Linked DNA regions of Mus musculus: region 2 is linked to region 1. The links are chromatin loops, found by intact Hi-C in ENCODE. Cell type or tissue: left cerebral cortex. All regions are shown on one strand. Links, peaks and the distances in the headings refer to the core of each region. The heading gives the core; the rest is flanking DNA.

Evidence for each region. Hi-C counts contacts between places; a loop is a spot of excess contacts. Peaks named below come from ENCODE experiments on the same cell type or tissue, not always from the same donor. Only the 100,000 strongest peaks of a DNase experiment are listed, where the experiment ranks them.
Region 2: it touches region 1 in a loop (4-fold over the local background); 5 of 42 quality-filtered maps call a loop at or near these places.

Annotation. Positions count from the first base shown.
Region 1 is chr2:122,821,551-122,829,879 of GRCm38, forward strand. No RefSeq gene overlaps it. Among named protein-coding and RNA genes, the nearest start is that of Sqor, 60 kb to the left of the region's middle. In left cerebral cortex, for the core only: CTCF peaks have their summits at 3,948 (motif pointing right), 4,160 and 4,917 (motif pointing right); a DNase peak (open chromatin) is centred at 3,989.
Region 2 is chr2:124,087,181-124,093,749 of GRCm38, forward strand. It overlaps a transcript of Sema6d not described here. Among named protein-coding and RNA genes, the nearest start is that of 4930517E11Rik, 39 kb to the right of the region's middle. In left cerebral cortex, for the core only: no CTCF peak of the experiment used is centred there; DNase peaks (open chromatin) are centred at 2,854, 3,104, 3,453, 3,665 and 2 more places; H3K4me3 peaks cover 2,476 bases; H3K27ac peaks cover 1,922 bases.

The sequences.
Region 1 (8,329 bases), core at 1,740-6,739:
TTATTCAGCTTGCACTTCCACACTGCAGTTCATCCTAAAGAAAGTCAGGCCTGGAACTCAAGCAGGTCAGGAACTTGGACCCAGGAGCTGATGCACAGGCCATGGAGGGATGTTACTTATGGGCTTGCTTCCCCTGGCTTGCTCAGCTTGCTTTCTTATAGACCCCCAAGACTACCAGCCCAGAGATGGTACCACCTGCAAGGGGTCCTCTCCCCTTGATCACTAATTGAGAAAATGCCTTACAGCTGGATCTCATGGCGGCATTTCCTCACCTGAAGCTCCTTTCTCTGTGATAAGTCCAACTTGTGTCAAGTTGATACAAAACCAGCCAGTACAGGTAACTGTACTATATTGGAAGAAGGTTCCAGAAAAAAGGATAGCATGGGTGAAAATGTAGAGTAGAAACTAGATGGTTGACCCCTGTACTGAAAGTCACATAGCCTACTCCTTGGACTGTGGACGTCAGGAGGACCTGTTCTAAATTGTATGTGTACAAAGTTCTAGAATTTTCCTTTAGGCACGGGAGAGGCCTCTGTGGTCCAGAGAATATCAGGGTGCGCAGTTTGTAGGTATATGAGTACGAGTTTGTTTCTCTGTCTGCAAAGGTGAAGCATCATTTTAATTATTATTTATTTAGCACTACTCTGAGGTCCCAGCACTGCCATTTCATCAAGATAACAACCATAACAATAACATACAAATACCAGCAATAATAATGATAATTGCTTATTTCATTGGAGTGCTATGGGGGTAAATGAGGTAGATTATGGCTCCCAAAGTGCCGGGGCATTTGGAAAGAACTATCATTGTACTTGCATGTTGCTAGGTAGCTGTTGTAATTACTACTAACCAGACAGTGGGACTTGGTCATCACAAGAGCTTCACCTTCTTATGATGGAAAGAGAAACAGACTCAAGCCTTAGCATTTTCTTCCTCTCTTTGGAAGAGATAACTAACTGGTAGTGTGGATTGACCATGTGCAAGGTGACTTCATATACTATCTTCTATAATTAAAATAAAGCCTTGTTATTATATATAGTTATTATTATTATTGTTTTAAAATGAGATATGTTAGGGCAAACTTCAGACATAATGCTGCATTCTTTTTAAATATGCCAGGTAGGCATTCCTGAGTAGGCAAAATTTCTAAATAACTACCATACAGTCCTTTGAACAAAACAATAAACAATGCTGGTATGTTTCCATCTGTTGTGTGATACCATTCCTGGGGTGACATGAACAAATGCCTACTTACTCTGGCTAGGAACCAAAGACAGACCAAAGTAAGGATACTGCCAAGGTCCAACCAGTGAGTTTTATTCAGGTTATTTACAGGAATATGGGTGAGGGGTTACTTACCAGAGCAGAAATGACTCAGACAGCTAATCACCAAAAGGCCACCCCAGCATGAAAGCTGGAGACCTGGAGTTTACTGCACATTCTGCAGGCAGCCCAACAGGTTGAAGAGTGTCCTCTTGGAAGCTCTGTAGCTCTCTGCTTCTTCCAGGCATCTCAGCTTGTCTGGGAGTCTGAGCATGTAGTGCTGAGAGAAGCTTGGAGATGGAGGGCCCCAGTGAATCTGGTCAGGACCAAGGACTCCCTGAAGCTTTTCATTGTTTACTTCCTTCAACAAGCAGGACAGTGTTTTACCTTGTTTTAGAACACTCCATGTCTTAATCATCTCTGCTCCAAGACTATCCACAACCATCTAGTCTTCATATCAGTAGACACAACTTTCCCAACAATGGCATGTTTGCCATTCTGGTATAAGATCAAGCACCCCATTTCCTTGGTTAGTTGTCCCATCTCCTTAGTTTCCTGCAGCCTGGAAAGTCTCCTCAGCATTTCTTGCATGGTCTAGAAAAGCTTAGAATAATGGCCTTTCGTTCTGAAGGCCTACCTGGGCCTGCCAGGTAGACAGACCCCTGTGGCTAGTGCTAGCTGTGTATTCTTAGGAGTCACTGTGCTCACACTGGGAGGCACACGATGCCAACCCCTCCCTTGGTTCTCACCGTGGCACTTAGTCAATTGGATTCTATTACATTTCTTCACTGGGGTCACTTTTTCCCCATTGTGATCACGGATGTGTGTGGCTCTATATTCACCAGCCTTATCAATTGCTGGAGACTTCCTTTATGATGGCTTCAGAGGGTGGTTTCCTCTTCCCATCATTCCATCTGCACTTGTTAGTTGGCACTCACTGGGAAGAAGAGCTCTCCCCTAGCATCTCTTGATTAGCCTGTTTCTTCAATGTCTCATGGATTTTTACTCTATGTAATGGGTAAACCATCACTATCACTGTTTCCTTTAAAGTTTAACATTTCAAAGTTTGGCTAGTGGTACCCCTTTCAGGATGGTTTCAGGTCCTTTTGACAGGTGTCCATTGTTTTGTGAGCACTTCCACACTTTCAGACAGAGGACATTCTAGACTTATGCTCATTAATTTGTCCATGTCTTTAAGATCTCAGAATTACATTTTACTGGAGGGTATGACCCATCACTATCAGCATGTGACATAGAGCAATTGTTTCTTTCATATCCAGTCATACAATTAAGCATTGACAGCCTAGGCATAGCCACTGTTATTATTTTTTGAGTAGCTGGGAGGAAACAGAATTGTCCCAGTCTTCTTGTCCAGCGTCAGGGATCCACCCCTCTAGGCCATCTACTTGAATGACTCCTGTTTCTTGGAGGATGTCTAAGGCCTTTGCTTCCTCCCACTTTCCCCTCCAACTCTCTTCCATAGAAGAAATTAGACTTTATCTAGAAATTAGAGTACCATCCCCTGAGCTGGCCACTGAGAAGATCAGCGAGCATAAGAACAGCAGCACAATCCTGCTCCTGTGTAGCTTGCCACGGGGAGGGAGAAAGTGAGTGTGCAGACACATGCAAATCAGGTGATGGTAAATGTGCGAAGAACATACGAGGGGGACAGAGCAGAGCAGTGTGTGATCACACCTGTGCCTCTGACTGGTGTGTGTGTGTGTGTGTGTGTGTGCACTGTTTTACATAGCACGCAGCTAGCACTTCTCCACCTCCACAACTTTGCTTATATCATCTCTTCTGGTGGCTGCATGATTATTCTCCTTTGACATTTGAGCTTTAACCTGAAGTCAGATTTTCCACTCATTATGAAGTCTTCTTTGACTGATTCAGATCTTTTCCTTCTCTGAGCAAGTAAGAGTTGATAGAAAACAGGGGTCTGTGCATTACAGTTTGATTATAGTGCAGTGACAGGATAAGGCTTGGCAGTACACATTCTGAAAGGCAGGAATTCCTCTTTGTGTTCCTTTTCTTCTTTTGATCTTCTCTCTCCCTCTGGGCTTAATAGTAGGAGCTTGTACAGTTTGACAACACACACAACAGTACACAACAACACACACATACACACAAACTCCCAAAACACACACTCCCCAAAACACACACTCACATACCAACAACAACACACACACACACACACACACACACTCACTCAAATCCCAGTGAGGGTAGTCTTCAGACGGAGGAGGAACTGGTGGGAAGGTGACTGCAGAGTCCTTTTCAGAGCTCTCAGCTGTGACCACACCCAACTCCACCTTCTGCAATGTTGAGGATTCATTCTATACCTCAGAGCTTCTTTAGTAATTTCAGCGAAGGAGATGAACGACTGCTTGTTACACATCATATTTCAATGTCAAATGCTCTTGACAATCATGTCTGATTGATTGTATATCTTGGTGACTTCTTGAAACAGGTCTTGGAGGAAAAACCACCATGTGTTTAGAAGCTGTTAACAAATTCCCCAAACTATATAATCAATCAGGCATATAACCCATCAGCGACAAAGCCTCCTTCGTGCGGTGTTCTCCACCCTCACACATCCCCAAATAAACATAATACCTGTTAATCTTAAGATTAAGAGGCTCTCCGCTCTCCAGGACAGCCTTTGAACAGGGCCGTGATGAGTTGCGCCTAGAGAGCTGTAGGTGGCGCTGTGAGCTCGGCGCATGGTCTTCCAGGCAACTTTTAAGATTTCCAGGGGAAGGAAGACAAGGCGTCTGGCATCTTTTCAGTTAAATTTCATCCTATCTGCTCAGCTTCTGCAAAGCAAGTCTGAGAAACAGATTAGCCGATTTCTGACCCTAAACGGAAGGTCAGCCGTTCTGTGCTCAAATGTAGCATTTCACCGCAGGCTGGATCATGTCCTGGACTGGGCTTTGGAATTCTGCCCATAAGCTATGAAAATGACCCCAAGGTGTTTCTTAGAGCATTTCTTTGCTTGGGAGGCCTTTCTTGGTTTTGTACTTGGAAGCATAAACCACATTAGCATCGCGCTTTGGGCCTGTGTATATGTGGGTTTGGTTTGGGTTGGGGGGTGAGGGATTGGCTTGTAGGCTTCAAGGCTACTTGCTATTTTCGATCACTTTCTGAATTCAGTTTGCTGTTAAAAGCAGGCCCCTGCTTGAGTGGGGCCTTTATTACCCGCACCTGGTCCCTAACCCAGGTCTCTGGGAAATTTTCTTTGTTGCCAAGCTCTGTGGCTGTAGTGCCGATCCACTTAATAGCAGAAAATTGGGCGCTAACTGTATCATTTGTCAGCCACACTGTGGGATTTCAGATTCCTTAATTAAACTTGCGTGTTTCAGATTTCATAAAGTGAATCTGTGTTTTATGTGCATAGGATGTGAACGTGTGGAATGGAGAGAATGGGACCTTAATGACCTCCTGGACAGATACAATTCAAATTCCCTAACCACATTTACTAAAGGCACGGCTGACTTTCAATGTCTCATAGATTTCCTAGTGGCGAAGGGAATGAGGTGACACTTCCCATCACATTTCTATAATGAAGTTATTAGGGTTGAATTTATTTTTGGTTTTCCCCCATATTCACTGTTTTCAGATGAACACTTTTGTTTGTTTCCTTACTGATAACCAGTAGATGGCTCTGTGGCATTTCTAGAGTTGACAATTGTTAGTTTGGTGCCTCTTAATATATGAGAGTAATTTACTTTCCCTCTGGCCTGTGGGGAAATCTTGAGCCGTTCCATTCAGTCCCATGGATGAGGAGAACGGCTGATGAAGGTTCTTTTTCTCCCTCAGTTGTTAGGAAATTTTGTGTGTGTGTGTGTGTGTGTGTGTGTGTGTGTGTGTGTGTGTGTATGTGTGTGTGTGTGTGTGTGTGTTTCTCCTATTGGAGTAGCCAGATAATTACCAACTGTGGGCACAAGACCTTTGGGATGGGCAGTGTGCAATATGTTGGCCACTGATGGATATAGATTCTATCCAGATTCCAGAAGGTAACAGTACCTACACATGGCTCCTAAACACCAGCTGTTGGAGCTCCCACATGGGAAGGGATGGGGACTTTCATAGCTGACTCAGTTTCCATTTCCGTCTCCCCAGAGCTGGGGATCATTGCCCAAACACAGGTAAAGCAGGCGAGAACATCCCTGGATGCTGTCTTCCGTGTCTAGTCTACCTGGTGCCACCAGATGAGTGCCGTTTACCAATTTCCCCCAGTGCCTTTTGTTCTGCCTTCTCTATCACCATAGGATGGGGAGTGTGAGGACTGTGTGCCCAGTCACAGGTTATTTGTTGTTCTCCATCTTCTTTTTTTTTTTTTTTTTTTTTTTCATCTTCTTGTCTTGCCTTCTGAGGCTGAGATGGCAAGTGATTGTTCTTGCCTGATTCTTCTCTCCTTCCAGGTACACTTGGAGCTGAAGGGTTTTAGAACCTCTTATCAATTAGGTGTCTTCTAGTCAGTAAAATTTAAATAGGACCTTAGGATGTTAGGAACTGAATCTTAGCACCCAATGGGACTATATTTGGAGATGAGGCCTTTGAGGAGGAAATGAAGGTTAAAGATGTTGTAATAATGGGGTCCTAGTCCAATGTGCCTGTTGCCATTAGAAGAGGGAGAAACACTAGGGGTGTATACACACAGAGAAGGGAACCAATGAAGACAGAGAAAGGTCAGCCATCTGCAAGCCAAAGAGAGATGCCTTAGCAGCAACTGAATCTGCTAACACCTTGATCTTGAACTCCTGGTTTCCAGACCCCAGTGCAATAAATTTCTATTGTTGAGTCAAGACTTCAGTAGTTTGTTATGACAGCTGTAACAGACTGATATATAAGCTAAGCATTTAAAAGCGTAAGCTATCCATTTTCTCTTCTGCCTATTGACCTTCACTGGTATGTTCTGAGGATGTTGCTAAAAGACGGAGAGCTGATCCTAAATAATTTGTCTTAAGCCAAGCCACTGATGGTTCTGATTCAATTTTGCTGCACTGTGCATGGTCTGATATTAATCAGGCAGAACAATCCAACCTGAACTTTACCTCTTGAAGGCAAAAGCCAAGAATTTGACCATTTCATTTGGTTTTGCCCTTGTGTGGGATGAATCCTCTTGGTGGGATAGATGCCTCGTGCCTAGATAAGGGGATGGGGTTGGTTTGTAAGATAACTGGGATCATGGAACTGAATAAGATTGGTTAATTGATCACAGTACGCTGCTGTAACAGCATAAGGCTCCAAGGGATAGCAGAGGTTTCCATTTGGCTCTAGACTGAGCCCTCTAGATTTCAGAGCAGCTGAGATGGTTCAGGTTGGGGTGTGGAGGAAGGGACCTCTGGCATGTTCTCTCTTGAATGAGAGAACTGTATTTTTATATGTGTAGGGTTTTGTGTGTACTTTAATTAGATGAATGACTGCGTTGCTAAAAAATTTTAACTTATACTTATGATTTCACAGTTAATGAAATACAAAATTAAAAAATTAATTGTGTGTGTGTGTGTGTGAATTTTTCATGAATGTATATAAGAAGCTCTTGTGGCTTGAAGTTAAGTCTGATTCAGCCATTTTTTTTTATTGATGGATTTATGGTCATAAGCCTTACTTAAAATCAGTTTCTTCATTTTCTAGCTGGTCTGCAAAATATCTGTGGGGGTTAGAGAGATGGCTTAGTAGACAAAGCAAAACAAAACAAAACTTATTTTTTCTGAGGACTCAGACTTGAACCCAGCACAAACATGGTAGTTCGCAACCACCTGTAACTCCCGATCCAGCACCCCTTATGACTTCCATGGTCAGCATACACACACGTGCAGGCAAAGTTTCCCTCATACACTTAGAATAAAAACAATATTTAAAAAGAAAGGAAATGTGTAGTTCATGGAAATAGATTTGAACAAAGTTCAAGAGTTGTAGGTGTTCAAATGTTAATTTATATTTAAAGAAATTTATAGGAAATACTGACGGCACACAATTTTGCAACAGTGAATGAGAAACCATGGCCTGAAGTCGCACATACAGTTTTCAATGCCTGTCAGGAGTGTTTCAACTCCTGTCCTAGGCAGACATTGCTAATTAATTACATAACTAATTTCTACAGAGTCTAGATATCTTCATTTAATTCTTGGAGTTAGATGATAAAAGGAGATCACTTTTATCATCTTTATGCATAATCACTGCCCATTTGGGATTCACTTATAGATGAGTCTGAGCATCCTTTAGAACTGTAGTAAGTTTGGTGACTGGGTTACTGGGTGCCAGTGAGCCAAATGGCAGAGGGGCATTTTGTCTTTCCTTCTGTACACGACTTCTTATTCTCTAGTCCCTCTCCACTGGTCTTAAGATCCTTAGGGTGTTTTTCTGGTGGCTGGCTTCTTACAGGCAGGGAGTAGAAGTTCCCAGGAAGGCTGAAGGCTGTGTCAGAAATGCGCAGTCACTCATGCTGTATGTTACTGATCAAGAAATCACAGGGATTGCTTGTGTCCAGGCAGGAGTCCGGATCTCTCTCTTGGTGGTACCATACCAGCTCACTCTACAGAAGAGCAGGTGGGATGGAGGGGATGTTGTCTCTAACGTTGCCAACACTCTCCATGCATTCTCCCATCCTTTGCTTCATTTAGGAGATAGTTTTAGTTCTTTCACAGAGTTCAGTTTTAATTTCAGTTATTGTGCTTCCCTTGTGTGCCCCACACAGTGCTAACGGCTGGAATGCAGGATGCCCCCCATTCCTTATATCACACACCAAGTAGACAATACCACCTCCATGTCCAAGAAGAGAAAGAGGAAGTATCGAGAAGGTGATTATTTTGCCGAAGGTCAACAGGTGGCAATACTGTGTCAGAGGGGCTTATGATGATTAAAAATATACAAAATGCCACACAGTAGTATAATTAGCAGGTTCCCTTGTGTGCCCCACACAGTGCTAACGGCTGGAATGCAGGATGCCCCCCATTCCTTATATCACACACCAAGTAGACAATAGATTGCTGTGGTGAGAAATATAGGGTACAGTGAAGGGAGAGGGTAGTGTGAGTGGCGCCCACTGTCAGGTCGGCCC
Region 2 (6,569 bases), core at 1-5,000, 1.3 Mb after region 1:
TTGGATAGCTGATATAAAAATTTAAATACTTGAATATTTGAATAAAATTATTTGTATTTTTTTAAAGAAATAAAACAGCAACATCTAGATCAGAAGGATATTATGTAACTCCTTCGTCAATGTCTGGGAGCCAATCCTTTGTCTGCCCTCAATAGCTGGTTGCCCCCCCTACTGAAAAGGACAATGTCTAATTGTTTGAGAAATCTTCTGATTCTTTGCCCCATGAAGATGTAAAGACACCTCCCATATTCCAGAATTTGTTTCCTTTAGATGCTATAATAAAGTACTATAAATTTACTTTGGGTTAGTCCTTGTTATGTGACAAAACATTTGCTGGGGATATAAAATGCACCTATCTGTTCACCCCAGCTCATCCCAGCACGGGTAACATCTCATGAAGCTGGGAACTCAGGCACACTGCACAGTCTGCAGCCAGCTCAAGTCGGAGAGTGTCCTTCCAGGTGCCTCCATGCATCTAAACCTCTACCAGGCATCTCCTCTTGGCTGAGGGCCTTCTTTGCACCTGGGCTCTGCTTAGTCTGGCAGAGAATGACCTAGAGAATCTGGTTAGTATCAGGGAATTCTAGAATCTATTTTGTGGGAGCGGTGTTGCTTATCTCTTACTTAGGGTGCTTTTCTGAATGTTTTGATCTTGGAGGAGACTGCTATACAGCAGCCCTAGAAGCCATATTTCCAAAATCCCATTCACTGGATAGAAACCAACATAGATCCCAGGATCTGTGTAAGAGACTCATTTTTCTATGCCTCTTCTGTCTCCTGGTGTCCTCTGTGGCTGGCTGGCTTGTGGCTACATTGCAGTAATCCTTGCCTTCAAATACATTTTGCTCCTTTCTGTATTAACTCTTCTCTTGACTCCTATTCTTGAAACCATGTGGTCTCATTTAGGGTCCCCAAAAGCTAAGATAATCTTTCCATCTGAAGAATTTTAACAACATCTTCAAAGTCATGTGTCATCATAGGCCACATTTACAGGTTCCAGGGAACTGGGACATGACTGTCTTTGGTGTCTGCAGCTCTGTCTATGACTTGAAGATTGCATTGCCAGAAGCCAGGTTTCCAGAAGTCAAAACTTTGCCTGGCAGTGGACTAAATCAAAATCAGTTTAACAGAGGTGTCTCTCACAGATCATGAGGGACCTTGAATCCAAATCTGAAGGCTGAGTTGTTCCAACCAGACATTCTGAAATGCTAAGATGGATCATGAGTAGCCCATGTTTTAAATGCAGGTGATAGTGCCCATGACATCACTGAGAGTTTGTAACCTGGTAGCAAATATCTGTGACCAATTCTGTCTCAATAGTCCACTCAGACTTCTGCTCAGTTTCCGGCAATGCAGCTAAATGTGGATGAATACATATGGATTATATTGAACCATTTATTACTTATTGAGTATAAGACATTGTGGTAAGGCATGTCCTGTGCTGGTTAAGACCAAGTAGATTGCTGGGAACTTGGTTCTTGCTGTAGTAATTGGTGGTTAATTTTTGGTCCCTTCCCCTTCTCCTGGTGTCATCTATAAAATATCTAATGAGCAGATTGCTTAGAGCAGTGCTGATTCATGGATGGTCTCTGTAGGTTAATAAGCATGAAGTGTTGTTAGTTTCGAGGGAGAAACTTAAGTATTAAGGTTTTCTGGGGGTGGATGGCTGGGGGCAAGATAAAAACAAATCATTTTTATATGTGAGTTAAGACAAATGGTGCAACAGAGATCTGATGTTTAAGAGATCATTGTTTTGTTTCTTAAAACCCTTAGTCAAGAGATTGAGACTAAAATAAGAAGAGGTAAAAGAAAAAAAAAGTAATTTTATTTTAAAGAAAGAAGAGTCTGGGTGGCTTTCTGTGGTGGTGGTACCAAAACAGTTTGTGGCTGGGCAGGTGGACATTCAAGCACTGTGTAAAGAAAGGCCAGATTGGGCATGTGTGAGAGACTTAGAGTCCAGTCTCTAAAGAAAGCTTAAAAGTGTCACATTTAGTGATCACCAGTTATTAACCCCGCTAAACCTCATCATAGAATGAGAAATCACTCAGCCAAAGGTAAAACGTCCCTGGCTTTCTCCAGGACCTGGTGTTTGGGATACAGCCAAGCATGTATTTGAACTCCTCATTTCAGTGTGATAGAAAATGACCAAAGTTTGTCATCATAATTGAAGGGCATTTAGGGGCATTTGTGAATATATACTATATCTTGAGGATTATACTAGAGTCTGCTGACAGAGTTATAACAGGGAGAGATGAAATTTTTCCTAGAGTCTTTGTGGCTGGACCGAGGGGGAGGGAGCCCTCAGAAAACAACTTCAAACTTTGCTGGAAAGAGAAAGAGTAAATAATAAGATATTTATTTTAAAAGAATACATACATACATACATACATACATACATACATACATACATACATACATACATACATACATACTAGGATAATAGGAAATGACAAGCTAAGCAGGAACTTTAGAATGGCAAGTGGAAACAGCTGGCCTGATAGTCTCTACCAAGGCCAGTGATTGCTCAGTGATTAAAACCTGGGAATAAATACACCTCTCTAATATTAAAAGTAATGCATGGCTCAACAAAAAAATACATCTTCACACATTATACACAGCGTATGTGACACCATCGCAGTGACACCATCAATCGGAGGACCTAGGTGGGCTTGTGGGAGATCCAAACACCTACCAGCCTGAGTCCAGAGGTTCCCAGGAGGGCGGGGACCAGCGGGGGAAGTTGGAGTCGGGAGCGAGCGCAGAAGCACGTGGGCTAAGGGGGTGGGAGGACGCCGGGCGGCGGAGTAACCGGTGAAGTGTCAAAGAGGCAGGAGTGGAGGGCTGCGGGGGTGACAGGGTGTGGTCTGCCTGGAGCGGCGACGTGGGAGAGCGGGACAGAGGCCTGGGGCTGTGGATGGTGCCTTGTTGTGCCTGGTGCGTTGACAGCGCGCAGCTGAGCGGCTACTAGGGTGTCCCGGGCTCGCCAAGTGCCCAGCTCCAAGCTGTGCCAGCGACCTCGCGGGGGCCCCGAAGCTGGACACCTACGAGTGAGAAACAAGAGGTGCTCAGCCTTCCCGGCAAGTAAGTGTTTCTCGTCTCCGCCACCCGCGCCTTTCGCTGCCCACTCGAGCTCCCGGAAAGCGCGCGGGGCTCAGCGGCGTCCAGGGATGCTCCCGCAGCGGGCGGAACCTGGGGATCAGGGATAGGAACCCAAGAGCTGGGAAGAAAACTAGAAAGAGGGGATGAGAACCAGGGAGCAGGGGATGGGACTAGGGAACCAGGATTAGGACCAGGGAGCAGGAACGGACAGTGGGGAGAGGTGGCATGGACCCGCCCGAGGCCCCCGCCGCTCACCCCGGCGACGGCACAGTGGCAGGCTCTGATATTGCCCATCTTTTGTGTCTTACCGGATCCCAGAGCCCTGCCAGGCCGGGGGCGGGCCAGAGGAAGCCACTTTAAGGCTCCGAGCTCCACCTCTCTCCACCCCACAGCCCTGGGAATTTCGGTGCGGACCACAGGGCGTCGGTGCGTTCCAGAGCCCGGGCCAGTGGGTGGTGGTGGCTGGACCACCCGGTATCCCCCCCCTGGGCTTGTGTTCTTTTTAGGTACAGAGGCTCTAACTGGTGGGTGTTGGGAGGCAAGACTGACTTGGGAGCTGGGAGCGCCGAGTCTGATGCCGGTAACCACCTGCTTTCAGGCTTTTCTTGGGGTCTGGAGGAGCAGGGTAGGGAACCAGAACCCGAGGCCCTGAGCGTCCCGCGCCCAGCGCCCAGGCTTGAGCGCCCGCAAGCAGGTGCTCATTGGGTGGGTCCCTCCTCTGGCTCATTGTTCCCGGTGACTGTTCTGGGGCCGGGCTCGGCTACACAGACACAGCTCACAGGTTAATAAAAGTGGTGACTTGGAGGAGTGAGGGTCGGAGTGGACTTACCCATTTTGGAAAGGGACTTCTTGGTTCAGAGAGCGAGAGTAGTCAACAACAGAGACCATGCGTGAGTGCAAAACTTAGATCTGACTGATTCTGCCAGCCAGCATAGCGAATGGAGCTTAAGAAGCAGAATCTCCCTCCTGGACTGAAATTGTTTTCAGAATAATGAAAGTGGAGTTTTAAGCATTTTGGGCAACTAGCTATTTTCTCCAGCTAGCACCTATTTCCTTAAAGGTTCTTGGGCGGGGTTTATTTCCCCCCTACCCTCTCCAGCTCTCCCTTTATGGATGTGCAATCATTTTTGCACCTTCAAGTAGTAAGATTGCATGGTTCTGGGAGAGGAGTCTCCTTTAATAAACAAAGTGTAATTTCCTCTGTACATATGCCCACACAGTGGTTTCGAGTCCATGGCTCCCATTGATGTTAACATTTATGGATGTAAGTGGGCTGAGAGACAGAGGCCGAGGGAGCCTCTTCTTCCTCCTCTCCTTAGGGAGCTCAGGACATCTTGAGCAAACCCTTTTCTTTCGCGATAGCATACTTGTCCTTATTTGGCTTTCCCCCCAGTACTGAAATGACAATGATCTCACCTGTTCACCATCTCAGTGCCTTAGTCCCTGAGCTAAGGATGCGTTCCTTCCTCCTTTTTCTAATGTGCACATCCCTTAGCAAAAGATATTGAAATATAATTTCATGTAAGTACTGTATGCACACATGTTTATGCATATGCATTATGTATCTGTAGTTGGTTGTGATTATCAGTAGTTACTAAGAAACACCACTGTGCTTCTCCCTGGATTTAATGTGCCCATGACCTGCTAAGTGCATTGTCTGCTGAAACCTGGAGTTCAGCCCAGGGAAAAATATCTCATGTGAACATCTCTCTGGATATAGCTTTTTTTGCGTTTGGAGGGAGAAGGGATAGGTGGAGCAGTGTGGGTGTTGCTTAATGTACAAAAGCTGTATGTCTGATTCTAAGACTGCAAGTGTGAATTGGGTAGATGATAAATAGCACTGGAAACCTGGGCAGGCATCTCAGGCCACAGACACCCATGCAAAGTATTGTGTGTTCTCCTTCTCTCATTCCTATCACTTTTAATGTTTATATCCTTCATGCTTTCCATAATAACATTGCTTTCCTTGTGCTTTTCCTATTTAAAAGGAACTTTTCCTAGAGCCTACTGTTAAACCTTATTTTCACCATGATGCTCTTTGGGTGCACTGAATTATTATTTTTTTTCTTTTGCTTGTTTTCTCACTGTGTCCAAGTTATTGTGGGAACAAATGAGCAATGAATCAGTGACGTTCTAATGAAGATTAAGACATGAAAGTTATCCACAGCTATGTTTAAGCTGAGTACTCATTTAACCACCTCCCCACATGACCAATTTCAGTTAGTAGCTTGTTCATCTTCCAAAGTCTCCAGACTCTAAATTCTTCCCCAGATTGATGACTACACTAAATCTCGATTGTAAAAGAACAGAACTTAATTATTTGGGTCTCATTTATCAGTCAGCAATGTTTAGCATTGCCCAAAGAATAATTTCATTGAAATATGCCTGATTTTAAAGTGTGTTGGGAAAGGTCCCTTTCAAATGTGTTTCTTCATGAGGGAAAAATGAAGTTCTTGGAAAGCCATAATTTCTCTGCTCTGAGGCCCCGTAGCCATTTGTATTTATTGAGTTTTCCCTTCCACAGGAAGAAAGGGCCATTGTTTTGTTGTCTAGGAGCTGAAGGAAGATAGAAAGTGAGAAAAGAAAAGAAGCAGTTAAAATGCTATTTCCTCTTTCAGAGGGAGAAAGTGTTATTTGAGTAAATACTGCTTGTTTTCTTAAAGGTTTACTAAATCCATGTTAAGGGCCATTCAGAAGTTTTTGGTATAGAAATGTTACTACTAAAATTTCATGATCAGTTTCTATACAGAAAACCTGTACTTTTAAAGCCAATCTAGGGGTATTTTTCATCATTCTATACATTATGAAATGTTACTAAATCGTCATTGTCAAAACACTGGAATTTCAACAAATATATATTGGAGTGCTCTGTTCTTCCCCAAGTGCTTTCATTGTAATAGGCTGTCCGTGGAGACTCAAAAGAACATCACTGATGTCATGGTGTGCTTTGCATCTTAAAATAGCAGCTAGTGAATTACAAACATTCATTACTCTACACCACTTGCTGTAATTCCTCAGGACCCTCAAAGAGAGAATTATTTGTATTCTAGACATTCAAGTCTTCACTGTGTCAATGTTCAAAATAAATAGCCTTTCAGATCAATACCTGTTAAACCTGAGTCTTTTGATATGTTCCTTCTGTGTCATAAATGCATGGTCTGATGAAGGAACATACTGTTGAAAACTTGGTGCCCAGGAGGTTGCAGAGGGAAGGGCTGAAGAGGGAAGAAGAGTAACTTCCATTAAAAGTTGAGTCAGAACTTAGCAAGTGGAAAGATGAGCTTCCCTTTCTGGGTGGAGCACACTGGGCACACTGAAGATCATCTGTGTTCAGAGTTCAAGCCCATGTCATTTGGCTTCTCCAGACTCCACTCTCATACGAAGGAGCCCTACTGTGTGCATTTGAATGCTGGCCTTGGCTTTCCATAGTATCAAAGCTCTTTGTTTCCTTAGTCTGTTTTGGGAGGACT